2 separate regions of the Homo sapiens genome follow, and region 2 is linked to region 1. A link is an interaction called in ENCODE POLR2A ChIA-PET data of the cell type or tissue named here. Cell type or tissue: OCI-LY7. All regions are shown on one strand. Each heading gives the region's core, and the rest is flanking DNA. Links, peaks and the distances in the headings are about the cores only.

What was found. ChIA-PET counts read pairs that join two places held together with the same protein. Peaks named below come from ENCODE experiments on the same cell type or tissue, not always from the same donor. Only the 100,000 strongest peaks of a DNase experiment are listed, where the experiment ranks them.
Region 2: POLR2A ChIA-PET joins it to region 1 with 9 read pairs; 2 of 35 experiments call an interaction of 5 or more read pairs at or near these places.

The regions. Positions count from the first base shown.
Region 1 is chr15:72,067,945-72,076,488 of GRCh38, forward strand. All of the region lies in intron 1 of MYO9A (myosin IXA), which reads right to left. Among named protein-coding and RNA genes, the nearest start is that of MYO9A, 46 kb to the right of the region's middle. In OCI-LY7, for the core only: no CTCF peak of the experiment used is centred there; DNase peaks (open chromatin) are centred at 3,337 and 3,697; H3K4me3 peaks cover 2,911 bases; H3K27ac peaks cover 4,099 bases.
Region 2 is chr15:71,969,279-71,975,382 of GRCh38, forward strand. All of the region lies in intron 12 of MYO9A (myosin IXA), which reads right to left. It also overlaps a transcript of MYO9A-AS1 not described here. Among named protein-coding and RNA genes, the nearest start is that of MYO9A-AS1, 21 kb to the right of the region's middle. In OCI-LY7, for the core only: no CTCF peak of the experiment used is centred there; no DNase peak of the experiment used is centred there.

The sequences.
Region 1 (8,544 bases), core at 1,420-6,419:
TACTCATAAGAACAACACAAAGCAGAGTTTAACAGAATAACTAAAAACCTTAGAATTCTTAGTGAAAATACATAAAAACTATTAGTAATTATAAATGATTTTCTTTTCTAAGTCATTTATTCTGAGATTTCCTTTTACTAGTTTAACATACTTGCCTATAGGACTATCAAATCGCCCTTCGACAGTCCTTATAGAAAATAAGAATATTTCCAACAGCTTTCTCACTAGGCTTCCATTCTCTACATAAAGATATTAAGTAAACATGCATCTAGTGAGTCCTATGAGATAAAGAATGTCCTACACCTAAGCAGTACTTCTCTGAAATTCTGTAATATTTATTTTACTAATTTTTTTAAAAAAAGCTTTATTGAGAATATATAGTTGGACACTGTGCTGTGTGCTTTATATGTATTACTTCATTTAATAAGAAATATGTGATATTATACCCATTTCTAGATTTAAAAAACTAATGCCATAGATGTGATGTTCCCAAGATACTACAACTACTATGTTGATGATTACAAACTAGATCCCAATTTCTCTTTTTTTTTTTTTTCCTTTTTGGGACAGGGTCTCATTCTGTTGCCCATGGCTCACTGCAGCCTTGATCTTCCTGGCTCAAGCCATCCTCCCACCTCAGCCCCCCAGGTAGCTGGGACTACAAGTGACAGCCATCATGCCTGGTTAATTTTTTTTATTTTTATTTTTATTTTTGCAGAGACAGGGTCTCCCTATGTTGCCCAGGCTAGTCTTGAAGCCTGGGATCAAGTGATCCTCCCACCTTGGCCCCACAAAGTGCTGGGATTACAGGTAAGAGCCACCATACCCAGCCATATCCCAATTTCTTTACCAATATGCTACTCTTAGCACAAATAAGAACCATGGCAATAATTAATGATAATGAATAACTGCATCAAACACTCATACAGCATTTACTGTATGTTTTAATCATTCCATCCTCATAACAACCCTAAGGAAAGGCACACTATTATGTCTTATTTTACAGATCAAGAAACTGAAGTACATAGACTTTGCCACTTGTCTAAGGTTACAGGCCAGTACATGGCAGAGCTAGGATGTGCACATCAGCAGTCCAGCCCTAGAATCTGGGAGCTAAACCACTATGCCACTTTGCCTTTCACAAACTGCCTTATACTGCCTCATAGCTGATAAGGTATATATCATATCTCCTTTATGAACTCACAAGCTCTTAGGTAGCAAAGACCAAGACTTCTAACCTAATCAGCATTAGACTTTTGCCAGCATAGGGACTGGTAAATAATAAAAAGAAACTAGAAGGTGCACTGAGGTCCTAAGGAAAGCTTCTTTGTAGTAGTGACTCTTGAGGTTAACCTTGCCACTGAACTCTACAATTGTATATGTAATTGTTTAGTGCATATTTGATAGTCTCCCCTACTAGTATATAGGCTTGTTAAGGGTAGAATATTTTTTTGTCTTTCCATCTGCTATACAACATTCAAAAATAAATAAAATAAATAATAAAATAATAAAAATTCAAAATGTTTGTTGAATAAATATGTGAAAAACTTTATTACAGAGGGTTATACTTCACAATCCCTACTATCAACAGAATCAATACAAGATCTCTAGATAAGAGATTCACAGCAATTAAATAATTTGTGACAAACCACTTATCAGGTTATGGAAGCAGACAGGAGAATAGAAAAAGATAGTGATAGAAGGTAGAAACATGTATTACTTAAACCCAACAGTAAATATAGGAGCAAAGTAAACAGTGACTCTTTTTTCTCCTTTAATTTGCATACTCATGAATTTTTATCCCTCCTTCATTTTCTTTCAGAATACCCTTCAGTTGAGTACCTCTTCTGACTTTCAATTAGAATGGGGGGGTGGGGCGCAGGGCCGGGGGAGGCTGGTGTGGTGGCTCACGCCTGTAATCCCAGCACTTTGGGAGGCTGAGGTGGGTGGACTGCCTGAACTCAGGAGTTCGCAACCAGCCTAGGCAACACGGTGAAACCCTGTCTCCACTAAAAATACAAAAAAAAAAAAATTAGCTGGGCATGGTGGCGGCATGCACCTGTAGTCCCTGCTACTCAGGAGGCTGAGGCAGGGGAATCACTTGAACCCGGGAGGCAGAGGTTGCAGTGAGCCGAGATATCTCCACTGCACTCCAACCTGGGTGACACAGTGAGACTATGTCTCAAAAAAAAAAAAAAAAAAAAGAATGAACGTAGGCCCAGCGAGGTGGCTCATGCCTGTAATCCCAGCACTTTGGGAGGCCGAGGCAGATGGATCACCTGAGGCCACGAGTTCGAGACCAGCCTGGCCAACATGGTGAAACCCCATCCCTACTAAAACTACAAAAAAAAAACAAAAAACTACCCAGATGTGGTGGCACACGCCTGCAGTCCCAGCTACTCGGGAGGCTGAGGCAGGAGAATCACTTGAACCGGAAGGCAGAGGTTGCAGTGAGCAGAGATTGTGCCACTGTACTCTGGCCTGGGCAACAGATTGAGACTCTGCCTCAAAAAAAAAAAAAAAAGAATGAGGGGCAGGCCTCAATCTACGGGTTAATCCACTTATGAGCTCTACAAATATCTGCACATTTTGGAGGCCTTGTTGACAATATAGATATACTCAATGACACAATAAAATACTGAGACTTAGGCAGGAGAATTGCTTGAACCCAGGAGGTGGAGGCTGCGGTGAACCAAAACCGCGCCACTGCACTCCAGCTGGGCAACAAAGTAAGATTCCATCTCAAAAAAGAAAAAAAGACACAGTAATCAATGGAACAGAATAGAGAACCCAGAAACAAAGCCACATACCTACAACCAACTGATCTTCAATAAAGTTGACAATAATAAACAATGGGGAGATGACACCCTATTCAATAAATGCTGCTGGAAATACTGGCTACCCATATGCAGAAGAATAAAACTGGACCCCTACCTCTCACCATATACAAAAATTAACTCAAGATGGATTAAGCACTTAAATGTAAGACCTCAAACTATAGAAATCCTAGGAGGAAACTAGAAAAAAAATTCATCTGAACATTTGCCTAGGCAAAGAATTTATGACTAAGACCTCAAAAGAAACTGCAATAAAACCAAAAACTGACAATCAGGCTTAAACTAAAGAACTTCTGCATAGCAAAATAAAAATATCCACAGAGTAAACAGACAACCTACAAAATGGTAGAAAATATATGCAAACTATGCATCTGACAAGAGACTAGCACCTGGAATCTATAAGGAACTTAAATCAACAAGAAAAAACAAACCATCTCATTAAAAGGTGGGCAAAGGACAGGAACGGCACTTCTCAAAAGATGACATACAAGCAGCCAACAAATATGAAAAAAATGCTCAGCATCACTAATCATCAGGGAAATGCAAATTAAAACCACAGAGATATCATCTCACACCAGTCAGAATGGCTATTATTAAAAAGTCAAAAAAATAAGAGATGTTGGCAAGTATGTGGAACAAAAGGGAACACTCACACATTTGGTAGAAATATAAATTAGGGTCAGGCGCAGTGGCTCACGCCTGTAATCCCAGCACTTTGGCAGGCCAAGGCAGGTGGATCACTTGAGATCAGGAGTTCAAGACTAGCCTGGCCAACATGGTGAAACCCCGTCTCTACCAAATATACAAAAATTAGCCAGGCATGGTAGCACACGGCTGTAATCCCCGGTTACAGAGGCAGGTTACAGAGGAGGCTGAGGCAGGAAAATTGCTTAAGCCGAGGAGACAGAGGCTGCAGTGAGCCATGATCCCACCACTGCACTCCAGCCTGGGCGACACAGCGAGACTCCATCTCAAAAAAAATAAAAATAAAAAAGAAATGTCAGTTAGTTTAACCCCTATGGTAAACAGTATGGAGATTTCTCAAAGAACTAAAAATTAAACTACCATTTGACCCAGCAATCCCACTACTGAGTATCTACCCAAAGGAAAATAAATTTTTCTATCAAAAAGATACCTGCTTAGCCAGGTGTGGCGGTATATGCCTGTAGTCCCAGCTATTCGGAAGGCTGGGGTGGGAGGATCACTTGAGCTCAGGAGGCAGAGAGGTTGCAGTGAGCCAAAATCATACCACTGCACTCCAGCCTGGGGTGACAGAGTGAGAGCCCATGTCAAAAAAAAAAAAAAAAAGTATATATAATATACATAAAAGAGAAAAAAGATACCTACATTCTTTTTCTTTTTTTTTTGGAGACGGAGTCTTGCTCTGTCACCCAGGCTGGGGTGCAGTGCCGTGATCTCAGCTCACTGCAAGCTCCGCCTCCCAGGTTCATGCCATTCTCCTGCCTCAGCCTCCAGAGCAGCTGGGACTACAGGCGCCCGCCACCACGCCTGGCTAATTTTTTGTATTTTTAGTAGAGACGGGGTTTCACCGTGTTAGCCGGGATGGTCTCGATCTCCTGACCTCGTGATCCACCCGCCTCGGCCTCCCAAAGTGCTGGGATTACAGGCGTGAACCACAGCGTCCAGCCAAAAGATACCTACACTCTTATGTTTATCACAGCACTATTCACAATAGCAAAGTTATGGAATCAATCATCAATGTAAGTGCCCATCAATGGCAGATTGAGTAAAGAAAATGTGATACATACACAAAATAGAATATCACACTACCATAAAAAATAATGAAATCATGTCCTTTGCAGCAATATGAATGCAGCTGGAGGCCATTATCCTAAGTGAATTAATGCAGAAACAAAATGAAATACCAAATATTCTCACTTTTAAGTGGGAGCTAAGTAGCGGGTATAGATGGACATAAGGATGAAACACTGGGGACTCCAAGGAGTGTGAGGAGGGGAGGAGGGAAAGTCTGAAAAACTACCTATTGGGTATTATGTTCACTATTTGGGTGATGGGTTCAGTAGAAACCCAAACTCCAGCGCTACACAATATACCCTTATAAGGAACCCGCACGTATACACCCTGAATCTAAAATTTAAAATAAAAAAAAAGACACCTTCACTCATATGTTTATTATAGCACTAGTCACAAATAGCACTGTTCACAAGTCATGGTCTCAACTTAAGTGTCCATCAATGGACATTATTATTCTCTGACCTCCCTATAAGTAGACATATTTCCCTTTAAGACCAGTCATGGTTAGTAATCAATTCTTACTGAATCATCCTCTAATAATATGGATACTTAGGACAGTATGGAGATATTAACAAACCATTTGTTCCCACAAGCTGAAACTAAGCCATTACTTACCACCTTTCAAGTGTGACCATCCATTACTACATTAATACATTCACCTCTAAATATCATTAAGACTCAGATCAGCAACTTGTAACATTTGCCCCAAATACTTAAAAATCATTCACTTGGTTCCTGTAACAAAAATGGATCAGAAGAGGTAATTATTTCAACCAACTACCGCCACAATTGTCAGGGTCCATGGAACATCAAAAAATTATAACAAAATAATACCATCTTGCAACAGCCATTGTATCTAGGCATACCCCTGCTCTTTGTTCCATAGAGTCAACATATAACTCTTATTCACATCTCAAGGAATCTAACTTAAAATATATTCCATGGATGACCTCCTAAAAACTGAAAGAAATTTAGATTAAAAAGAGCCACACTTTGATTGAACAAATACATACCTATAGCTGAGATTAGCTGTTTAACAATGGTTCAACATGGCAATGATTTTATAGCAAAAGTCCCTGGGGAGTTATAAAAACAGAAACCTAGCACTGATATACAGTAATCTTCTGATATAATTTGATATACAGTAATTTGGATAACTCTTACAGACCAAATTGAGGTATCTACTAACCGAAAGGAAACAAAAGGAAAGGCCACCAATGATAAGTATTATGTAAATATGGCAGGTATCACAGCCTAATAAAATTAAAAGACTCCACAAATTTTTGAAAAAACAGAAGTAGCTGTGTGACCTGGGACAAGTTATTTAACTTCAAATATTATTCATTGGGATTTAATCATGGTCTACTTCTGGGGTCCACAAAACTTTTTCTCTATAAAGGGCCAGACTGTAAGTATTTTAGGTCTTACAGGTCATATGGTCTCTGTCCCAACTACTCAACTCTTCCTTTGCAGAATGAAAGAAGCTATAAACAAAAATTTATCCTCACATCACCTGCCTTTACACATAAAAAATGAAGTCTAGAAAAAAATTAACTGATGGAAATTTAGATTTGACTAGGTATTAATGTGTGATAATAATAATAAATTAACCATGCTCTCAGTGGAAATGAGAAAAGCAAGTCATCTCAGAATCCATCAAATTTGTTCATGCTATTAAAAACTTAGAATACCACCTTTTCAACCTGTACTAAACAAGAAACTAATAAAATACTGAAAGTTCTTCCAGTTAGAATTTAAAGGTCACAAGGGAGAATCACTCCACTATATTAAAAAGACAAAGCTAAACTATAAAATCCAAATTTTAAAACTCATCGGAGAGCTGAGAATACAAAGAAGTCTGAAAAAAACAACAACAACAACAAAAAACAATTCCAGAAAGGAAAAAGCCCTTTCTAGGCTAACAGACAAGTGACTACTTTCAACTCTGAGATCATGGTGAACACAGGAATGAATAATCCTATAGACTGATACGATGGACCAAATTCCAAAGAAGTCCCACAAGTAAAGTTAATCAAAACAACCTAAAAATTCTTCCCCATGGAGCTTTAATAGAGTATACATCAATGTGCACTAATCTAGGGGTAGACTCGGAGGGCAAAGTGAGATGATCTGCAGAGTAGAAAGTCAAGTGCAGTGCTAAAGCAGAGAGATCCCCGGAACTTAGCTAAACTTAAATCTCAAGATCTATTGTAGAGTGAAGACTGAATCCTCCCTTAAAACACTTGAAACCAAAAATAACTACAGTTGCAGCTCAGCCCAGACATAACTCAATTCCATGTCAGAATTAATAGTTTAGTCCCTTTTTTGATCTGTCTGAGGAATTAGCATGTCTTTTCTCAGGAAGAAGCAGTTAGAAATTTCATTTTCACTGCCTTTTTTTTTTTTTTTTTTTTTTTTTTTCTTGAGACAGAGTTTTGCTCTTGTTGCCCAGGCTGGAGTGCAATGGCACGATCTCAGCTCACTGTAACCTCCACCTCCCAGGTTCAAGCAATTCTCCTGCCTCAGCCTACCAAGCAGCTGGGATTATAGGTATGCGCCACCACGCCCAGCTAATTTTGTATTTTTTTAGTAGAGACAGGGTTTCACCATGTTGGTCAGGTTGGTCTCAAACTCCTGACCTCAAGTGATCCACCCGCCTCGGCTTCCCAAAGTGCTGGGATTACAGGCATGAGCTACCACGCTCAGCCTTCACTGCTCTTTTTACATTTAATATTCACATATAATAAAAATTACAGGATAGTCAGTCATGAAAATGTGACTTATAGGCAAGAGAAAAAAGTCAACACTAACCCACGGATGATGCAGATTGGAATGAGCAAAGACTTTAAAATAAATTTTATAAAAATATATGATATTATTATGTATAATCTTATAGAGAGAAAAAACATTGATTAAATATATTTTGTCACAGAAGAAGAAATTTGGGGGAAAAAGAGCCAAATGGAAATTCTCAAGTAAAAAATATTTGAAAAGTTCACTAAATAGACTTAATAACAGATGAGACACAGAAAAGATCCATGAATTCAGAGAGGTCAACACAAACTATCCAAATTAAAACGAAGAAAGCCAGGCACAGTGATTCACGCCTGTAATTCCAGCACTTCAGGAGGCCAAGACAAGAGGACTGCTTGAGTCCAGGAGTTCAAGACCAGCCTGGGCAACATAGCAAGACCCCATCTCTACAAAAAAAATTTATAATAAAAATAATAATAAAGTAAGAAATACTAAAGTAATTTCTTCAGACTGAAGGAAAATAATCTCAGACAGAAGTCTAGATCTGCAAGAAGGAATGAAGAGTACTAGAAAATATTGTGAACAAGACAGCTATGTCTACTGTTACCACTTCTGTTCAACACTGTACCAGTGGTAACAGCAAGTGCCATAAAGCAATAAAAAGAACTGAAGGCATGAAGACTGGAGGAAGAATTAAAACTATCTTTATGGGCCAGGCGTGGTGGCTCATGTCTGTAATCCCAGCACTTTGCGAGGCTAAGGTGGGCAGATCACTTGAGGTCAGGAGTTTGAGACCAGCCTGGCCAACATGGCAAAACCCCATCTCTACTAAAAATACCAAAAATTATCCAGGCATGGTGCCATGTGCCTGTAATACCAGCTACTAGGGAGGTTGAGGCAGGAGAATCGCTTAAACCTGGGAGGAAGAGGTTGCAGTGAGCTGAGATCATGCCACTGCACTCCAGCCTGGGCGACAGAGTGAGACTCTGTCTCAAAAAAAAAAAAAAAAACCTTATTAGTCTCAGATAATGAGACTTTATATATGGAGGATCCAAAGAAATAGACAAACTAGTAAAACTAATAATTGAATTTGGCAAGTTCAAAAGATACAAGGTCAATCTACACAAATCAAATATATTTCTAAATACTCCATGAAAGAATGGAAAATGACATTTTT
Region 2 (6,104 bases), core at 1,052-6,051, 99 kb before region 1:
CCTCAAAACATCTCTACCATCTAGCTCACTCCAAAACTTTAAAGCCATTTTACAATGGAATATAACTTACTATTTCAAACAGAGACAACAGCACAGCTCCTATAACAGTCTCACCAATCTTCTTTCAAGTCACCAAAGCATATTATCAAAATAAATTTTCCTATAATAGTGCTTTAATCATGTGCCCCCTCTGCTCCGAAATGTATAGATCACCAAGGCAAAAAGACTTGATTCCAAGCTCCAAAGCATAGGCCAGCTCAACCTCTGCAAACTTATATCTCACTACTTCACAGCAGTGTGCCTCTCTTAAGGCAGGATGCTCACTTCGTCGTCTCTAGGTCAGGGTTTATTTGCCTTCTAATCATCTGAGTAATTGAAAAGCTTATGATATACTTTCTCTTACTTTTAAATGGATAATAGAAATTTTCAAAGGAAGGAAGATAGACATGAAAACAGTCATTACTTGAAACTAAAAAAGATGGAAAGTTCCTGCATTCAACAGACATGTATGGATACTTATTACATTACCAGGCAAAAAAAAAAATTTGGAACACAAGAAAATCATTCATTATTGCTCATATCAAAGCTCTTCATCTAGTGTTCCTCAAACACTATCTGGAAGGGTAGCGTCAGGAGAACCTCTAGAGATTTGAAAACTACCAATGCCTGGATCCCAACTATTGCAATTCTGACTTAAATGATTAGGGAGATGACCTAGCATCAGTGGTATTTACAAAGTCCCAAGGTAATTCTCATGAGCAGGCAAGATTCACAAAATGCTGCCTTAAATGAATGCTCTAATCCTAACTTCGGTTGTTAAAATGTAGATTCTGATTCAACAGATCTGGAATGAAAGCTTGAGATTCTACATTTCTAACAAGAATCAAAGTGGTCCACTGCTGCTGATAGAAGATGACACTTTGAATACTATGGGAAGATTGATACTATTCCTAACATCCTATTCATATGTAACTCTGATACAATATTCCTCCTTCCTAAATGCCACCCTACATCCTACAGAATCTAGCTAAAGTAACCTGCCCCATAACATACAGCCATTAAGTAGGAAAGGCTAAACCAAGACCTCTGATTCTAAACCCATACACCTAGAGCACTACAAACACACTGCATGAAGAACACAACTAAGGATATATTTGACATTATATATTCCCTATAAAAAATATTTTTAGAGAAAAAATACTCAATGTAAGTCCCAAAATAGTTCTTCCTACATGTGACTAATTTATTTTCAATCTAGTTTTTTTACAGGTAAATGGGAGAGAAAAAAATATTTCATGCCTTTGCATCTTCTGGAATGTTAAAGCACAGAAATTCTTTACAAGGACAGGTAATAACTACAGGACTGACTCATAAAAAGGTTATTCAGTCCAGTATCCTACCTACAACAATACGCTGACAGATGATGCAAAGTAATTATAATAATAGGAAATTACATTAATTGTTAAAGCAGCTGCCAATCAGCTCTAATAATTATAAAGTTCTTCATTTTATTGAGCCAGAATTTATCTCCCTGATATTTATGGCCACATGGCTCAACCCTCGTAGCTTTCGGGTAACAGCAAATAAGTGACATTCTCGGCCGGGCGCAGTGGCTCACACCTGTAATCCCAGCAATTTGGGAGGCTGAGGCGGGTGGATCACAAGGTCAGGAGGTCGAGACCATCCTGGCTAACACAGTGAAACCCCATCTCTACTGAAAAAACACAAAAAAATTAGCCGGGCATGGGGGCGGGCGCCTGTAGTCCCAGCTGCTCGGGAGGCTGAGGCAGCAGAATGGCATTAACCCGGGAAGCAGAGCTTGCAGTGAGCTGAGATCGTGCCGCTGCACTCCAGCCTGGGCGACAGAGCGAGACTCCGTATCAGAAAAAATTAAAAAAAAAAAAAGAAGTGACATTCTCATTATTGGGTTAAATCTATGTGAAGTAGCAACTGGTCAGGAAATTATAGTCTTTGTATAATAAGATGTGCATTCAATGAAATTTTGTTTAAAGAATGACAGGACAGGACAGGCACAGTGATTCTCATATGTAATCCCAGCACTTTGGGAGGCTAAGGTAGGAGGACAGCTTGAGCCCAGGAGTTTGAGACCAGCCTGGGCAACAAAGTTGACTCCTTGTCTCTAAAACAACATTTTAAAATTAGCCAGACGTGGTGGTATGTGCCTGTAGTCCCAGCTACTCAGGAGGCTGAGGCGAGATCACTCGAGCCCATAAATTCAAGGCTTCAGTAAGCCATAACCGCACCACGGCATTCCAGCCTGAGCTACAGAGCTAGACACTGTCTCAAAAAAAAAGAAAAAAAAAGAAAAAAAAAAAACAAAGTAATTCTACTACCTCAGTTGCTGTTTACAAACACCTTAAGATATATAGGACGGAACATCATCATGTACCATTGTCATTTGCCTTCTGCATACAAGAAAACTGAGGACTAAGGATATTATGAGATCTGCCAAGGGTAGTTTTGATATATACAGTTGTGATATTATAAATAAATAAATATATATATTTATTTTTATATATATAGGTTTTCATCCACGGTTCCTGGCTCATAACTCCTGCAGCCCTTGGTGTAGTCTTTTGTTATAATGTTGGGGTGCTTTAGGCCTCAGGAGCAGGCCTCAGGAAACAGAATCTCTCTCTCTAACCTTCTTCTGTCCTCCTTTTACCTGCCCAAGGGAGGCCTCTAATATGATTGCCGGTTAAAAGACCCTCATTCCAGAAAGGGTCCCTCCCCATATTCTGAAAGAAAAAATGCTGCACAAGAAGCCAGGAAGAATCTGGACAGACAGGCCTTGCTGGGTTTCCCACTCATGAGATCATGTTCTTTTGTCCAATCACATTTCTACACAGGGTCAATAGTGCCTATGTAATGAAGCCTCCATAAAAACCCAAAAGGACAGCACTTAGAGAGCTTCCAGATAGCCGAACATATGGGTGCTCCTGGAAGGTAGAGTGCCCAGGAAGGACATGGAGACTCTCTACTCCTTCCCCCATACCTTGCCCTACACATCTCTTCATTGTATCCTTTGCAATATCCTTTATAATATACTGGGGTAAATGTAAGTAAGTGTTTCCCCAAGTTCTGCAAGCCACTCCAGCAAATTAATTGAACTCAAGGAGAAGCTGGTTGGTCAGAAGTTCTGGAAGAGTAGATTATTGACTGGTGTTTGAAGGTGGGGTGGGGTGCAGTTTTGGGGACTGAGTCCTCGATCTGTGGGATCTGATGCTACTTCCAGGTAGATAGTATCAAATTTGAATTAGAGGACACCCAGTTGGTGTCCACTGCTTGCTGGTGGGGAAAACCCCACAAACGTTTGGTCACAGATGTCTTCATGTTGATTGTTATGGTGTGAGAGCAGAGGAAAACATGGTTTTAATGTTTTTCCCAAATAACTGGTGTCAGAGAAGTGAGATTTGCTAAAAAGGCCCTGGCTCACTGAAACATGTGGTTTGGGAAGAAAAAGGATAAAAGGGTAGAAGATGAGAAACCTTTGTTCTGGTGTGGCCACATGGTCACCCAAGGTATGAAGCCATAGCTGCTATGCTCGGTTATTAAAGGTAAAAGTTATCAGTGGAATTTAGAGATGGTTCCAACTCCTGGGGAATTGGTTCACTGGCTGCATAAGGAAATGCAAACTAATAAGAAAAAAAATGAACTGGCTGTTATAAATAAATAGCCATAAAACTAGCTATTATAAATAAATAATCCCTTAATTATTGTTATTTATAATAGCTAAAATGAAATTTAAAGAGAGTACTGTGTTGGTCCTTGAAGCTGGATAAACCTCAGATCTTGGTCTGTTTGAGCTCAGGCTGCTGGCCTCAAAGCCACCCTCCAAGGACAGAATTGTGCAGGGGCAACAAAGTACCTCTGAGACATGTGGTTACCAAGAAGGTAGTCAATGTGGAAAAAGGGCAAAACGAAGTAACTGCACCCCACCCCACCTTCAGACACCAGCCAATAATTCATGCCTCCAGAACTTCTGACCAACCAGCTTCTCCTTGAGTTCAATTAATTTGCATAGTGTGAAGGAATAGTTCCATTTTGTAGATTGGTATCATTAGCTTCCTAAAGAACCTTTACTAAAATGGATTATGAGAGTAACTACATTAGGGGCAGTAGCTTTGGTTTAAATGCTACCGTGGAAAACATGTTTGGGTTGATGTAGGACACAGGGCTCACTACTAAGCAATCTCAGACATCTATACATGATTGAGACACACAGGACGTTATTCCCAAGGCAACAGCCAGCATAGTGGACTGGATAAAAGCCACTGTATGATCTTTTTACTCTGGAAAGGGGGATTGCCCAACTTTCCCTAGAAATGCCAAGCAGAACAACCCAGATGAAGCAGCTGATATGCTTCATATGCAAGCTACGTAAGACTAGCTTTATGATGATAAGGATATTCGCCCAATGAATGTGTCTGTTATCTACTTACGAGGTTACAGTAAATGCTGTAGTTAAGGGGGTCCCTTCTACATAGGTCCATGAAATGAGCAGATATGGGGGTACTACAGCAGTGCTGAGAAGCGCTAAATCTAGACATTCCTCTTACACCTTCTCTCAAGCACAAAATGCCAATAAGAACTGTTCTTTTTGTCAGCAAGAGAGTCTGAGACTTCCAATGGCTATGTGGCAGTTTCCTTAGTGGGAAGACCCTGAATGTAGAAGGTAAGTGAGACTGATGCTGGTAGCCCTGGGGGGCTACAAATGAATGGGTCTTGACAGGAATAGTCACCGACTCTGAAGTGAGCTTTCCTTACCCAGTGGAAGATGCAAATGCTCAGAGTGCCATTTAAAAAACAAACAAACAAACAAAAACCAAAAAACAGAAAATATCGCATGGATTTGGACAATCATCATCTTTTCAGAACGAGAAACACATTGTACAGCCTACCATGTCCAACAAAGAGGAAAAAAAAATCCTCCTCAGAGTAACAGTTTGATGAAGGAGTAGGATGGGCAATTAAAACACTGGTTGTCTAAAACACAGGAAGATAAAAGAATGAAGGGCTGGCTTGCATGCTTTCACGAGTGTGTGCTCACATTCAACATGAGTGGGACTAAAGGAGCATCCCCTTAGATTTTTCTTGTTTTTCTGGTTCATCTGGGAAAGAGGCGGTTGGGGAAGGTGCTGGTATGACTATCCAATTCTTCCCAAGGGAGGAGTACACTGGTATAACAACTATAATTTTTTTCTTCCCCAGATGACCTCAAAAAGAAAAAACTTTTTTTCTCTCCGCTACCAGATGCAGTGGTCCTAGGACAAGGGCTGCAACTGCAAGTGCTGGAAGCAGGGATGATTTCTAAGCAAGAAACTGTAACTACATTTTTAAACCTTAAGTCAAAATTCCTAAGGGCATAATGGGGGTGGGTTGTACCTTCACTCTATCTAGCAAAATTGGGGCTAAGAGTGAATGCAACTACTACTTTTCCTGGCCATAAAAACAGCTCACTAGTTCTGCACCCATGTAATTTACCCTATCTAAAGGGGAGTGGACTGAGGAGGAGGTACTTGCTAGACTAGAGTTGTTGTCTGCAATCTAAACCAGCACAGTGGCAATTCTTAATGTGCCTTCCAAAGGAGGAAAAGTTTGGGAACTACTGGAGAGGAGGAATAGCAGCTGAGGGTAAAGACAGGAATAAATGGGTTATTCATTGAGGGAAATCCAACATTACATTAACACATTTAAAGAAGCTCAGAGCAAGAGATGACACTGTCTTTAACTCAGTTATAAGAGATGCTCAAAAGGTAAAAGTTGTATGTTTGCGGAGACTGCTCCTGCTTCTGGAATCTGACAAGACTGAAAGGAAGCCTGCAAACTTGAGTGGTCTCTCCCTGGGAGACATATTCATACAACATGATAATGAACTGGACTAATTACTAATGACTGAATGGGATTCTAGTAATGTAGCAGTATGTTTGAGTTGTATATTCTTTTGATGATGTAAAGGATCCATGTTTGAAAGCCAGGGCGTGGCCTATGACATGATTTTATCGTGTGTGTGTGTGTGTGTGTAGGTTTTCGTCCATGGTTCCTGACTTATTAACTACCACAGCCCTTTGGCCTATGACGTG